Linked DNA regions of Mus musculus: region 1 is linked to region 2. Evidence: chromatin loops called from intact Hi-C (ENCODE). Cell type or tissue: left cerebral cortex. All regions are shown on one strand. Each heading gives the region's core, and the rest is flanking DNA. Links, peaks and the distances in the headings are about the cores only.

What was found. Hi-C counts contacts between places; a loop is a spot of excess contacts. Peaks named below come from ENCODE experiments on the same cell type or tissue, not always from the same donor. Only the 100,000 strongest peaks of a DNase experiment are listed, where the experiment ranks them.
Region 1: a loop joins it to region 2, with 2.5 times the contacts of the local background. A loop is called at or near these places in 4 of 42 quality-filtered maps.

What each region holds. Positions count from the first base shown.
Region 1 is chrX:11,834,445-11,842,097 of GRCm38, forward strand. No RefSeq gene overlaps it. Among named protein-coding and RNA genes, the nearest start is that of Gm26314, 12 kb to the right of the region's middle. In left cerebral cortex, for the core only: no CTCF peak of the experiment used is centred there; DNase peaks (open chromatin) are centred at 3,316, 5,025 and 5,299.
Region 2 is chrX:11,999,683-12,007,335 of GRCm38, forward strand. Gm34301 (a long non-coding RNA gene) reads left to right here and starts at 2,465. Exons shown (of 4, transcript XR_003953093.1): 1 at 2,465-2,864; 2 at 3,043-3,170; 3 at 3,402-3,729; 4 at 4,502-5,054. In left cerebral cortex, for the core only: no CTCF peak of the experiment used is centred there; DNase peaks (open chromatin) are centred at 1,838, 2,684, 3,576, 4,547 and 4 more places; H3K4me3 peaks cover 512 bases; H3K27ac peaks cover 347 bases.

The sequences.
Region 1 (7,653 bases), core at 939-5,938, 170 kb before region 2:
GCAGCTCCATGGTGTATTTGAGGTCTGGAGCGATAGCTTGGGGGTTAAGAACACTGGCTGCTCTCCCAGAACATCCAGTTTCAATTCTCAGCATCCATGTGGCAGCTCACAACCATCTGTAACTCCAGCTCCAAGGGGTCCCTATGCTTCCTTTTGGCCTCCATGAGCACCAGAGATGCACATGGTGCAAAGACAGACATGTAATCAAAACATCTAGACACATAAAAATAAAATAAAAATAAATACATTTTAACATGAAATAAAATCTGTATACTTTAAAATCATCTGGCCCCCAAAAGGAGCTAGAGAGATGGCTGGGCAGTTAAGAGCACTTGTTTCTCCTGAAAAGGACCTGTGTTCAGCTCCTGGCACCCACATAATGACTCCCGAGCATCTGTAACTCCAGCTCCAGGGGGATCTGATGCCCTCCTCTGCCTGGAGGGTGCTAGGCGCACACTTGGCACACATACAAAACACTCTTTGGCACACAAGCAAAACCCTGGTACACATAAAGCAAAATAAGTCTAGAAAATACTTAGAACCACCCCAAAGGAGCCAGAGAGGCAATGGAGGAGTGGGTGTGGCCAAAGTACATGATCATTGTACATGGGGACGTCAAAATGAAACCTACTCTTTTGAGGATTTAAAAAATAAGCCAAAAAAAGATGCAAACCAAAATTAAATAACTAGAAGAGCGAGGCATGGTGGTATCTGCTTGTAGTCCTCCCATTTGGGAATTAGAGGCAGGAGGATCAGGAGTTCAAGGCCACCCTTAGCTACACATTGATTTCAAAGCCAGCCCAGGCTACATGTCATGCTGTCTCGAAAGGAATGAAATAAAACTACCTCACAGGGTAAATGGCTAGAAAGCCGTAAGGAAGGTTAATGAGATGGTTCAGTTAGTCAAGTGTTTGCCTTGGAACCATGAGGACTTGGGTTCAAAATCCACATAAACATGCCAGGCATACTGCATATGCTACAAGATATGCTAGCATATGTCTTGCTAGCTCAAGGAAGGCAGAGACAAGATGATCCCCGTAGCTCCTGGGAGCCAATTGGCTAGTCCAAGCCACTGAAGAGACCCTGTCCTTAGGAACTGAGGTGGCTGCTGTTTCTGAAGATGACACTTAAGGTTGTCCTCTGGCCTCCCCATGCATGTACAAATACACACACGTAGACACACACACACACACACACACAAGAATTCTAAAAGGAATAATGAAAATCTTGGGCATTGTGCAGCCAGTCTTTCTCACAGAGCGAATACTAGATGTGTAGCATGCAGTAAATAAAATGTGCATTCTCTCTGTCCTCATGTACCCTGCATTCTGCTCCAAACTCAGACTCTAAAGGCTCTCTCAAGGGAGTATTCATAACTACGGATTGTGAGTGCTGAGTCGGGGGATGGGTTACCCTGAGAGGACAGAGACTAGCTTTAGATCTGAAGCTTCTCACTACCCTAGAAGCTATGGCTGAGGTAAGGCTATAAGTGGACTTTCTTGGGAAGGTAATCCTAGCATCATGGAGAAGCCAAGGAGGAAGCCAAGAGAGTAGCACCAACAGGCCATCATTGTGACTGAATGTCTCGGTCCCCTGGGAGAAAGATGGTTGATAGTATAGACTACCACCTAAAGGATAATTTACTGCCCAAATCCTAATCATAGAAATATTCACACTCAGGGACATTGAGGCCAAGGGTCTCAGGACTGGCAGAAAGAGAAGAAAATGCCAAGGGAACAAGGCTCCTGCCTCATGAATGACTGATCTCAGGGGAAGAGTTCACAGATCAAGAACACAGGATCTGTACATGGTCTGCATATTTTTCTGTTATATGTCGGTGTGGTGGTTTGAATAGAAATGGCCCCCATAGGTCCATAGGGAGGGGTACTATTAGGAAGGGTGGCCTTGTTGGAGGAAGCTGTGTCACTAGGGACCAGGCTTTGAGATGGCAGAAGCTCAAGCCTGGCCAGTGTATCGGCACCACTTCTCATTGTCTTCAGATCCAGATATAGAACTCTCATGTCTGTGTACTGCCATGTTATTCTCCATATGATAATGGACTAAACCTCTGGACTGTATGTCAGCCCCAATCAAATATTGTCCTTTAGAAGAGTTGCCTTGGTCATGGATGGTGTCTCTTCACAGCAATGTAAACCCTAACTAAGTCAGCAGATTCTCAACAAACCTCACCAAGATGTCAGCACGTCACGCAATTACCTTAGTGTTTCTAGATTTCTCCTTCCAGTGAGTTTACAGTGATTACCAGTCACCATGGACCACCTGCCATCCTCTCCCCTACATTTTGTGACAAATGGAAAACAGGGCAACATTGCTTATGGGTAGACAACCAAGGTAGGACTGTCTGTGCCCAGAAAGTCATCATCCCCTGTGGTATCAAGTGAACAGACCAAAGCTCTGACCTCATTTCTTTGGCATGGTCTCGACTGGTGTGACTTTTAGCCATCACTACACAATCCTGGGCCAGGGGATCTTTGTTCCCAGTGCAGACACCCCATAGGAAAAATTAGTCGGAGGTAGAAGATGGGAAACTGACACTTGGATTCCTCCTGCTCCAAGGCTGGCTGACTATAACCCAAGATTCCAAGAGCAGACTCACATGGCTAGATGCCACAGGCTCGAAAGTCCCAGGATCACGGGTACACTGTGGTTGATGCAGTGAAAACGCTAATAAGCCAGAGCCGTGATGGGAGAAATAAGGGAACAACAGGAAGAAAAAGCATTGTTGGGAAGGCAAGGTAGCACTCTTCTTTTCAAAGAACTCAATGGAATTTCCGTAAAATTCTCAAATAGTGTTGGTCTTAATGACACTCTTAAAAGCATCCTTCTTCAATTCCACTGTGACCAAATATCAAGTGCATGTGGTGCCTTGCATCAAGTAACGTTGGTTTATTTTTTTTTTAAGTTAGAAATAATAGGGCTCTGTAGTGACTGAATCAGGAACACAGTCCCTGGACACTTGTCAACTGTCTCCCTGCTGTGGCTGCTCACCTCAGGCGTGGGTTTGCCTGCAGGCTCTGGAGTGTTCTCTCACACAGCGTAACAGCTCTGGCTCTGTCCTGGGTCACTGTCACCCTAAGAACACCAAAAAGGGGGTGTGGAGGAAGAATGGAGAGGAGCAGAGGAGGGAAGTGGAAAATCAGGGAGGAATTAAGTGGAAGGGGAGCCAAGAAGTGCTAGAAAAGAAAGGAAAATGAGAGGAACTAGGGAGGAGGGGAAGAAAGGGAGGGGACACGAGAGGAGGAAGGCGTGGGGAGAGAATTCTACTGGGGTGGAAAAGCAAATTCCTCAGCCTGCGATAAACAGAATCCCAGCTGCAGCAAGATGACTCCAGCGGGGGAATCATTCAAACTGTGAATTCCTGAGAATGGAAAATGAATTCATCTGCACTAGTGGATGGAAAACTCAGGGACGATGGTGCCTTGGTAGACTCAGTATTGCATGCCCCCTCTACCTGGGCTTGGTCACAGTAGTGAGTGATAAAAGGGGACAGGAGTTAAGGGTTGTGTACAGCCACGTACCCAGCAGCCCTCTGGTCAAGTTACTTCAAGTCCCGAGGGGCACAGAAGGAAAACCAAGGCTGGAGGACGGGAGTTAGAAGCTGAAAACTGAGGTGAAAAACCACAAGGCTTGCAGCTAGAGACAGGTCTGAGAAGCCCTGGTGGTGGGATGACCTGAAGATGAGACCCTACAAAGTTGGGGCAAAGAGGTGGGCGAAAGGAAGAAAGCTACCGGACAGCTGAGAACAAAACCCTCTCACACAGTGGGTGTGGTGGTGCTGGCCTCTAAAAGCAGCACTCTGGAGGCAGAGGTAGATAGATCTCTAAATTCCAGGTCAGCTTGGTCCACATAGTGAGTCCCAGGCCAGCCAAAGCTACATAGTGAGACCTTATCTCAAATACACACACACACACACACACACACACACACACACACACAAACACACACACACACCATACACACACACACACACAAACACACAACACACACCCACACCATACACACCACACACACAAACACACAACACACAACACACACACACACCATACACATACACACACACACACACACATACACACACACCACAACACACATACCCCCCCACACACACATGGGAAGTAACTCAACAGTAGGGTTCCTGATTGCCAGAAAGGCCTGATTCATTCCAACATTTAAGACAGATGAGTCGTGTAACTTCCCCCTCCAGAACTCACTATGGGCTGAAGCTAGGGTGAGTCTCTTGTTACAAAAGGAATGGTCTGTCCTCTAAATTCATGAAGGGAAATCTCAACTCTTAAGGTGATGAGACCTTTGGGAGATGATGCACTCTGGTGAGGGTGGTAGAACCCTGCCCAATGTGTCTAGTACCTTGGCCAAAGAGACCTCAGAGTTCCTCCCTCTTTACACATACAAGGGTGCAAGGAGGAACACCCTAGAAAGGAGTCTCCCCAGAACTGACCCCCAACCTCTAAAACTGTGAGGACTACTTCAATGTCTTGTCGGCTACCATGCCTATGGTTTTTGGCTGTAGTAGCCCAAATTGAGTAAGGCACTTTGTAGAGAACTTTACAATTGGTTGGCTCTCTCCCCTTCTCACCCTACTTCTGCTCTGCCCTTATAGTGTGTCTGGATTCCCCTACAAATCCTCACTTTGGTTTGTTTTGGGGGAAACAGAAGTAATAGGTCTGGCTGGACAGTAATGACAGTTGTCACAGGAGGCCCCTCACAGTGGTACAGTGGTACAGTGGTCAGTGGTCATGCAAAAGAGAAATCAGAAGCTCAGCTACGGGAAAGGACTTGCCCAGGGTGGCACTCAGGTGAGCCAAACTGCCTTCCTTGGCCCAGTATTGCCAACTGCCTTGATGGCCCACTAACAAGAGATAGGCTTTACCAGCAGTCCTGTGAGAAGCCCTAGAAACTTCAGAAAGGAGCTGGAATCTCCTGGGCCCCACTGCCAAGGCAGTCCAGGGCTAGTTAGGCATTCAGAACAAAGGCGAGAAATGCTCCTATCCAAGACATCCGAGAGGGGATTGATTCCTTACCATTGACAGACTTCTCCAAGTCAAGCCTGCACAGCCCCCAGAGAGCTGCAGCTAGAGGCCTACTTGTTAATCAAATCCTCAATCTCCACGTTTTTGTTTTTGTTTTTTTTTTTAAGGACAATTCCCCAAGACAGGACTTGATAGGAAGAGACCAGAAGCTGCTAAAACACCCTATGAATAAATGTTCAGGGTTCCGTCCGGAGACACCCACGGTGGCTGATGAGTCATCCCAGGGCCAGCTGTCACCACAGAGAGCTATATATAGAAGGGACAGGCCAGAGGGGTGCTGGGACCTAAGGCAAGGGGGAGAAACACATACCTAGGAGGTGAGGCCCCAGCTGGGGGACAGGGCCAGATCACTTGGAGACTATATACTTAGCTCCCCGAAAAGAGAATGTGGGTCAACAATTTCCCAGCAGAGCCCTGTGTGTGAACTGGAAGCCACTGGCAACAGGGCTGGACTCCAGCTCTGCCAGCGCATTAAGGATGAACAGTGCTAGCAATAGTAACGCAGGGAGGCTGATTTTGTGCGCTCTTCGCGGGGCCCCTCTCCAGCTCCTCAAGTGTACTGGAAGCGGGCATTTGCATGCCACTGATTAAGCAGCAGGCTGGAGTGCGGCCTCCAGGCTTGGTTAGGCTAGACTATCACTGTATGCTTGCCACCAGCTGTATGTGGCTATTGAGCTTGCTTAGATGTGGTCAGTTCTAAATTGAGATTTGCTGTTAAGTGTGAAAGACGCAGGGGGATTTCTAAGGCTCAGTTTCAAGAAAATAATGTGGAACACCTCATTAATATCTTTTTTGCCTACATTACATACTGAGATGGTAATATTTTGGATAAATGGTAATAAATAAAATATATTATTCAAATTACCCTCGCCTGTTTTCTTTTGAATGCTGTTCAAGTTCTATTTCTATTGGACAGTGCTGGGTTACAGGCTCGAGGCCAGAACCTTCAGGAAATCCTGGCTATGCCTTCTCCTGATGAGTCCAGCCTGCTTCCTGGTTCAAGGCTGCTTTGCAGACAATGCCAGCAGCCAGCTGCAGCTCTGCCTTCGCCTGGAAGATCCAGGCTACACACAAAATCCCCTAAGTGGCTATGACTCCAAAACTCACCCTGCATGCCTTCATCGAGAGCAAAGGGACAAATCTTGTCTGCAACTGTTTCTTCCCTTTTCCCTGGGTAGCCCCCGAGGGAGTGCCACACCATGTGTGATGAGAGAGAGAGAGAGAGAGAGAGAGAGAGAGAGAGAGAGAGATCAAGCTACTTCTCAAATTGAAACAGCTCTTTCCTCACATGTACTACCTCAGAGAATGCAAGGAGCGAAAGGCGATGAGAGAGGCTTGAGAGAGTCAGACACAAAAATGTCACATCCGCTGTCCACTGAGACCTGAGCAGGGAGGAGGAACGAGTTTGCATGTGCATGTGTTGACCTGAGGAAAAGGTTCAAGAGGGTGTTGCAGGCACAACAGGGCACAACAGGAAAGAGATGGGCTCCGGGGGTGGGGGTGGGGTCCGGGAGTTAATAGGTCCCCTTTTGTATCACTTTAAATTATTCACATCAGAACAATGGAAAGAATATAGCAAAATAAAAAATGCATGGGACCAAGAGGGCCTGGATCCCTGTGCAGTGGAAACAGCACAGGAGGAGGAAGTCCTCAGAGATAACTGTGCACCTTAGATGACAGGCCTGGGATACACAGGGGTGTCCACAGTGCTCCTAGGCCAGCAGGGCCTGTCTTGGTGCTCCTTACCTCAGTCTTCTTTTCTCTCAAGCTGGTTGACATCTGGATCTATTCTGAGGTCAGCCCTCAGTGGCCAGGCCAGGACCCCCTGAATGACCTGCATTTAGTCTCATCAAAGCAGCATTCTGTGTTTGCAGATGAAGCTACCCCTAGACAGAAGCATTCTAAGCAAGTGTGCCCACCCTCAGTCATGCCTTTTGGGACGTCTATAAAGGAGATTTGGGGACAATTGTCTCTGTTTGCTCAGGTTCACACAACAAAACATCACAGACTAACTGGGCCCATGCAGGAAGCGGAGGATGGAGGACTGGAGGGCCAAGCCTGCCTGCCCTATAGAGCAAGGTAAAGACAAGACCCTGTCTCACGAAGGAGAAGGAGGGCTGCAGGTGTAGCTCAAGGGTAGAGCACTTGCTGAGCATTTGTGAGCCCCTGGGCCCAATCCCCAGCACCACAAGAAAGAAGAGTACTGCCAGCCAGCCGAGGACCTTAGACACCCCGTATTTACTTTCTCATGGTTCTGAACAGGTCAAGGGTCAGCTCCTTCTGAGGCGTTTCTCCTTGGCTTGAGGAGGGCTATGGTCCCTCCTTTTTTTCTGGGAGAGGGGTTGTAAGACAGGATGTTTCTGCATAGCCCTGGCTGTCCTGGAATTCTCTCTGTAGACCAGGCTGGCCTCGAACTCATGCCTGCCTCTGCCTCCAAAGTGCTGGAATTAATGGCATCCGCCACATGCCTGGCTGAGCACTTCTTTTTGAAAAAGTGTGTGTGTCTGTGTGTGTGTATGTGTGTGTGTGTGTATGTGTGTGTGTATGTGTGTGTGTGTGTGTATGTGTGTGTGTGTGTATGTGT
Region 2 (7,653 bases), core at 1,457-6,456:
TTCCGGAAGGTGTCTTTGAAGCTGTGAATGAAAACTCGGGTTTTGGATTAAGGCTTTATTTCCACCTAGCTGCGTGATTTGAAGCGAGTTTCTTAACCTTGGATGTTACATCTGCAAAGTGGAAGAAATGACGCCCATCTAAGGGTGGCTGCTTGGACTGGGAAGAGATACATATGGGTAGTAGGTGACATGCTTGGCACAATATCCTGGTGGAAATCATTATTGCCACAAGGCCACAACTGTGGTGACATTAGTCAGATCTCCACCACCACACACAAACCCGAGGCTAAGGCCTGTCGGAGTTCTGGCACGCTTCCTGCAAAACAAGGTGCGCAGAAGCCACGAGCTAGGCCTGAAGGGAGGACAGTGGGAGCGAGGGGTTGCTAACCAAGCGAATCCCTCAGCCATCCTTTACAAATGAATAGGGCTCTGTCTCAAGCTTCCGCCATTCCAACGCCAGGTCTACAACGCCTAAGGCTTAAACCTGGCGCGGCAGTAAATTTAGCCTGAAGGCAGCGCCTCTTGTGGGGCGGGGATGGATGTCTCCTAGCTGGAAGGATGGAAAGCGATCAGGGTAGGGAAAAGGAGTTGCTTCTGGGAAGAAGGGTCTGGGAAAAGAAACATTTCCGGCCGCTGGAGGGGCACTGACGAAAAGAAATAGGACGCAAAAGAAGCCCCCCCCCCCCCAGAACTTGGGCCACTGTGGGAGCCGAGCGAGACAGACTTCCCATCTGGGAAGGGTTGCCTACGGGTAATTGGGTTTGCTCGAGTTGCCTCTATAATTAATAAGTGATTTGACTTGGAGATTGGAAATAGTCATTGAAAGGAAGCCGCAGGCTTAGGGGTGTGAGGCCCGGGAGCCTCCCTCCGAAATCCAATGGCCGAGAAGAAGGACGGTTTGAGGAACAGGACGAATGTGATAATATTGGCATCCAACCTTCTAGTGTTTGAGTAATTCGTTGCTTAGCTACTTTGGATAGGCCATTATTTTGCAAACTGGAAACATTTGCAAGTGGTGATATTTTGCTCTTGCCTGACGCAGGGGCTGCAAACCTACCCCACTCTGCTGAACTCTTCGAAATATATATGCATAAATTGTTCCTAATGAGACCATCTGTTTTTTATGGCCCCTCTGGAAGCAGGAGGAACCCGAGGACTGCTCCGTCTTGCAGAAATCTGTGGCCAGGCAGGCCTGAGAAATAAATAGGGGAGACGAGAACAATACGTCGACAGCGCAGACAGCCGGTTCCGTGGCTGAGATGTGTGCCTGAGATCCCGTGGGTACCCGCCATTTAGGCCAACCCCAGGCAGCTTGGAGCATGGAGATGTTAGGAGATTCTGCTCCGAAGAGGCCCGGGAGCTGCGAAGGGGGTTCACAGAATACAAGAACCTGATTTTTATTTTTTAATTTTCCATGTCTGGAACATAGCCAGAGCCTCAAGGTTGAGCCTCCTCTGGGATCCTAGGACACCAAGATCCTGTGGGTGGCCTCGGACATCGCCCACCAGCCTGGAACCCTGTCTCACGAAAAGGGTAGATAGAGGTGTCCTTGAGCCTCAGGGACTGAGCCTTTACTCCAGGGTTTGCTTCCAGCTTGTCCCAAAGGTTGGGCTTTCTGCTCCGAGTGTCTGGCAGGCCCAGCAACTCGGCCTGAGACCTCGCGGAGGGTGGCTGTTAATTGGGGCAGTGCGAAAGACGCTGCTCCTACCCCTTTGTGGTAGGGGGTGGGGGTCAGGAATGGGCAGTGGGGCTGCTTAATAATAGAGGGGCTGCCCTGGGGAGCCTCAGATATCGGTAACCCCCATGATTAATTCATAACCCTCCATTGCGCCTGGCACCGGCTCGGGTCTTTAATCGGTTGTGAATGTCAGTGAGGCTTCGCCTGAGCGCCGTCTTTTGAATGTGTTGAAGCACACACCAGGAGACAAAGTTGCCATCTGCTCCGGGGACCAAAGCAACTGGGCACTGGAAGGGCTCGTCCTCCCGCTGCTCAGGCTGCCCCTGGGGGCCTTCTCGTAGCCTGACCTAAAGCCAACACAGTCTAAAATATCCCTTATAGCCACCACTACTGGGATTTCAGAGCCTGGGGGAGAGAGAGAGAGAGAGAGAGAGAGAGAGAGAGAGAGAGAGAGAATGGTGGAAACTCCAGCTTGCTACGTAATAGACTGTACCCCATGGGAAGGCAGCTCCGAGGTCACCCAGACCTAGGCCTATGATAATGAGATTATAAAACCCTGCTGTTTGTATTCGGGTAAGTGTAGGGGATAAATAATATACAGAAATGGGGATAATTTAGGAGGGGAAGCCCCTGAAGAACAAAGCTCCTGGCCCTTGGACTCCAAAGAGTCACACAAGTGACAAGTGACCCCTTCTTGCACAGGAGGAAGCAGGGTTGGGGACTTGGAGGGGGAGGGGAAACAGACCTTTTAAAGGGGGGAGGGGAGCAATGGATATGGAAAGGCTCAATGAAAGTCTAACTGTCCTTAGAGGTCTCTGGCTGGCCTCTAAAGAGATGAATCTCAGGACTTTGGGTCAGGGTGGGGAAATAGGCAGCCTCCACTTAGCTTGCTGGGAGAAGCCCTGTGGCCACGCTTCCCCTTATTGCCACCCCCACCCCAGACTGCAGTGTGTGCAGTGTGTTAATCGACCTCTTGGCTATGGACCTTAAGGAGGACCGAATGGCAGAGGCAGGGGGTGGGGTGCCTTCCTGCCACTGGTCTGAGCTTCGGCACTCCCCGGCTACACTTTGAGTTGCCTCTTGTGGCAGAGTCTCCTCTGCAGATTGTTATTCCACACTCCCTCAAGCACCGAGCACCGGGGCTGAGGCATCTACTGAAGGAATTGGAACTGCATCAGCAGCATGGGTGGGTGGGTGGGTGGGATTTAGAAAATAGTCAAAACTGCTTCCCTCTACCCCCCAGTCTCGAATAATTTCCCCTCCCCCTTCCAGGCCACCCCTCCCCTCCCCCCTCAATTCTTTAAGGTTTGCAGCCAGTCTTGTCATATGGTTTTGTTTCTGTGCTACTTTTTTTTTTTATTCAGACACCAAAATTGGACATGTGTAGAAGTAACCGGGCTGGAGAAGCGAGGGGTTCCGACTCAGCACAACGGCTCACTGTACCTTCGCCACTCCAGCCCCAAAGGGACACCATCTTGTCTCCTGTGAATGGGTAGGCCCTTGGAGTCTTTCTCCTCTAAACCTGACCAGCCTGTGTAGCAATTTTCAGAAGCCCCTAGCCCCAACTAAATCTATGTGTATATGGGAGTATGGGGGTATGTGGGGGTTCCCTTTGGATTCAGCAGCAAAGAGCTTGCTATTTTCTATGGAAAGAACCCCACCTTCGGTAGACAATGTTACCTCAAATATGAATGTTTAAAACCCAACTGGTCTTCATACACAGGACTTCTGACAGTTAGAGGTCTCCTCCCGATCTGATGACCCATCTCCAGGTACTCATCTTCACTGGACCTTCCTCCAGCAATTGTCTGCCACTGCAACTCTGACTTTGCCTCCCAGCCAAGCAGTTTCTCTTCCTCCCAGTGGCCTGTGCAGTCTCAAAGGGGCACACTCACAGCACGGAAGCTTCCTGGCCTCCTGCCTCCCTGAGCTGGTTTCCTTTCACAAGCTTTCTTCGAGCTGCTGGGGCCACGGCAATGCCTGCGGCTCCTTTGCAGCTCTCGGTCTCCCTGCAGAGTGTCAGGCTGTGAATCCGCCTTCTCCCTGCAAAGGTCAGGCCTCCTCCTTTCGAGTGGCCACAGTTGGGCTTTGCCCTGCAGAGCTCCCACACTACGGCAGCCTAAATATGGGTTTGGGGGGGGCCATACCCAAGCCCAAGGGGTGCAGGCTTGATGGAGGGAAACACTGCAAACCTCAAAAGCAGTTCAGACTTTCCAGCCAGAGACTCAAGGAGGGAGGGGGGAGGGAGGCTAGAAATGCAACAAGAATTTAGGCCCTTCATTTCCTAGGGAAAGATCTGGAAAGAGGCCTCTGGCATCTGCAATGACAAGCTTTAAAGTGTCCCTGCAGTTTCTAGGGCCAACTCACCCCTGATAGGCTGCAGTTAACTTTAAGCAGTAATCAGAAGCTAACAGCTTTAGGCTTAGGACTCAGTAACCACCTGATACCAAATCAGCTGCAGCTCCCCTCAAAAAGGGACGGGGGGGGGGCAGTCTTTCTACCACCCAATGCCTGAGAGTAGTAAACTCTGTTAACAGCAGGGAGAAGGATGTAGAGAAAAATAAGAGGAAAAGCCATTAAATTTGTTTCCTCTAAAGAGCACTACTCCCTCCGTTTCTCTGAACCGTACCTTAAAAGTCAGAAGAGAGACCGCTTTAACTTTTGTTTGGTTTAACATTGCCAACTTGAAGTCAACCATAGCCCCCACCCCCCAAAAAAAAAAGGTTTTGTAAAATATTTAATCTAGCTCAAACAATTTCCTGCAGTCCCTAACTGGACCACCCTACTTACTGAGAGGCTGCCAAAAATCTGTCTTGACTGCAGGCTGGCAACCAGAGGCCCTCCAGCTGGAGCAGCCACAAGACTACTAACAGAACCAAAGGGGATGAAGGCCAGGGAACTCCGGAGGTCCAAAGCAAACGAAGAAGCTCCAGGAACAGACTGGCTTCAGATTTTTCACACTAAACGGATTGTTGGTCCTGTGACCTTCTATGGCCCACTCTGAACTCTTGTCACCAAGATATCTCACTGCCCTCCCCTCCTGCTGTCATGCAGGTGTAAGAGAGTACTGTGGGAGGGTTGGCCCGCTGTGGGTCTCCCAGCACCCTTTTCTGCTCCATTCAGTTTTCTTAAATAGGATCTCACTGAGGACTACGAGAGCCCAACGAGAGCGGGATCCTTCAAGGCTCCGGATCCTCAACCCCTTCTAAAGGCGCCGCTCACGGGGGAAAACAGCTCTGCCCAGTTTCCATTCCCGCCTCCAGAATAACGAGCCGAAAACATGTGTACTGTAAATAAAGCCTGTCTAAATAAAGCACTCGGGGAAAGGCTGCCGAGAAAACACTCTGCATCGCTCTGTGCTCAGAGTGAGTCAGCTTCCCAGCCCCCGAGGAACAATGGAGACCTTGCCAAAGGTCCCCTTTTATAGACCCCCCCAACTTCCCCCTGGTCCGGTTAGGTGATGGTGGTAGGGCACTAGTACGCTGTGACTTTTGGCTCAGAGAATGGAGAGGGAGAGGGTGTCCCCAGGGATCAAGGTTAGGATCCTGTCCTGAGATTAATGCTGCCAGGAATCCCTCTGCCACCAGCTGCGGAGGCTAAGTGGAAGCGCTAAACAAACAGAGGGCAAAGGGACGATGTTGTTCCAGGCTAAGGAGGGCCTTCTCTTGAGCTTTCCCAACTCACCTCTCCTAAATCTCAGATGGAAAGAAGGTAGCCAACTACCTGAGTCACCTCCAACTCTTCACTTCCTATCTAGGCCCACATACAGACATCGTCCTCACGTGTGTGTTGGAGGCCAGGCCTCCCACCTAGACAGTGTGAGTGTGAGCATCAAAGCAGAGCAAACCCTCGATGACGAAAAGCAGTCTTGGGACCCACGGTGCCTTCCTTGCCCTGTCTTTTATGTACTTCCTTGGGAAACTGAACACCCTTAAAGAGGCGGCGAGATGGAGACCTTTGCAAGGTGTTAACTGATTGATGCAATGGCTTCTGCTCTGGTATGAGCCAATGGTTCCAGTCCCCCGCCCGGTGACCTTGAGAAAGTCAGGGATCTACCCCAAACGCTTGGGATTTTCCCACCCCTAGAGGCCAGCCCTTTATCTCAGCCTCTCAGGCTTTTTGGCCACCCAGCTTTGTCCGGCTAGGCTGGCTAGCCTGCTCTGGGAGGAGGTACGGGAGTGGGGTGGGAGGGATGAAAAAACACCAAAGGCTTCACCCACACCCTTGCACCCCCTTCCTCGCCCGGGGCCCCTCGGCCAGTGCTCTAGCCGCCCGGTGTTGCCAAACCCTCACTGGGCAGGGTTGCGGGGTGAGGCTTTGGGAACAGGGCTTGAGCTAGAGAAGATGAGGAAAACAAGTGAAACGGGAGGGGCGGGGTGGGGTGACGGCTCATAAATCAACTGGCTCCACCCCCAGCCCTCAGAGCTGAGGCGCCTCAGCCCCGCAGGGAAGAGGAGGGTCACTCGACCACTCCTGGACGACCTCTGAGCTTTCCCTGAGCCATCGCCCCACCCTAGGCTCAGGCCGCCGTAAGACCAGCTCCTGGCCCAGATCGTAAACCGCCCGCCGGATTCGGCGGGAAGCCGCCCTTGGACGCAGCGCTCATCCGCCCAAGGGGAAGTTTATTTATAGCTTGTAAAACGTAAAGGAAACCAGACTTCGCTAGCTTGCGGAGCCTGGGCGCCTTCGATCCCCACCTGCCCACCAAGAGGGCTCAGCAGGGGGTCTGGAAAGTGGGGTGGCTTCTAGTCCTCCCCCTACTCTGCACCCAAAGGAGAAGGGAACCTTCTTCTGTTGCTGCCCAGGCTTAAATTCCCTCTCAGCGTGCTTAAGCAGGGCGCTTGATGCCACAGAGAGAGGAGGCCAGGGCCTGGGCCCTGTGTGGTTAGTGTAAAGGAGACTGAGCTGGCCCACTTGGCACGCACGCCCGGGCAGGCCAGGCAGCGCTGTGCGGGATTCCACAGCTTCCGCTCCCGACAGGGGGAAGTCCCAGAGTGCCAGGAAGCCTTGGAGTGGGTGCTCCCGGAGCCTCTCCTTGGAAAGCAAGGATGCTGTCCCCGTTCCTGCTGCGCACGTGTCTTCAGCAGAGCAGGCGAGCGCTGTGCGCCTGGGGCTGCGATCCGCGGGTGACAGCGGTTGAGAGCGCGCCCTCTCCACTTCACACCCCCGCCGTCGCCTCCTCCCCAGGGGAAGCTCCTCGCTCCGGGGTGCGCTCGGGGCAGGAGCCAGAAAAAAACGAAAAGTGCCGAGAAGACGAGGACGAAAACCGATAAAGAGCTCAGCCGAGCTCTTCAAGATACCCGCGAGTCCCCATTACTCACAACCCACCCGGGCAGCCCTTCCCAGTCCCGATGGAGTGCACCCTGCCTTGGTCAGGGAGGTGTGTGTGTGTGTGTGTGTGTGTGTGTGTGTGTACGCGCGCGCGCCCAATCGCCGGGACGGCAGTTGCGAAACAGGCTCTTGGCTGCAGCGCGGCATAATGGAGGTGGCTGGAACAATGCGCGCTTTGTGCGCGCTGGTTGTTTTCTACCCGCCTCGCCCCCCTCGCTCGGGCCGTATGGCACTTTAATCCCTACCACGGCTAGGCACAAATGCACTTGTGTCCTGTGGGTCACCGGGGGCCGTGCGGCTGGAGCTGTCCCCACCCCTCCCCCGCCGAGCCCACGGCCCGCTTGCCCAGTCTTCCTTCCTGCACCCACCTCCCCCCACCCCACCCCCGCGCGCCACCACTTCAATTCCCGGCGTGGGCCGCTCAGCCGGCTTTGGAAGCTTCCGGGCCCGCCGGCCACTTTTATTTTCCAGGCAGACGGCCCTCCCCACCCCCCCGGCGAGCACGCGCGCGCGCGCACACACGTGGAGCGCAGGCCTCCCACTTGCGGCCCTCCCTCGGCTCGCCCCGCCCGCCCGCCCGCTCGCTCCCGCCCGGCGCTCCGGACTCCTGCGAACAATAGTAAATGTCAACAGATTCCGCGCGG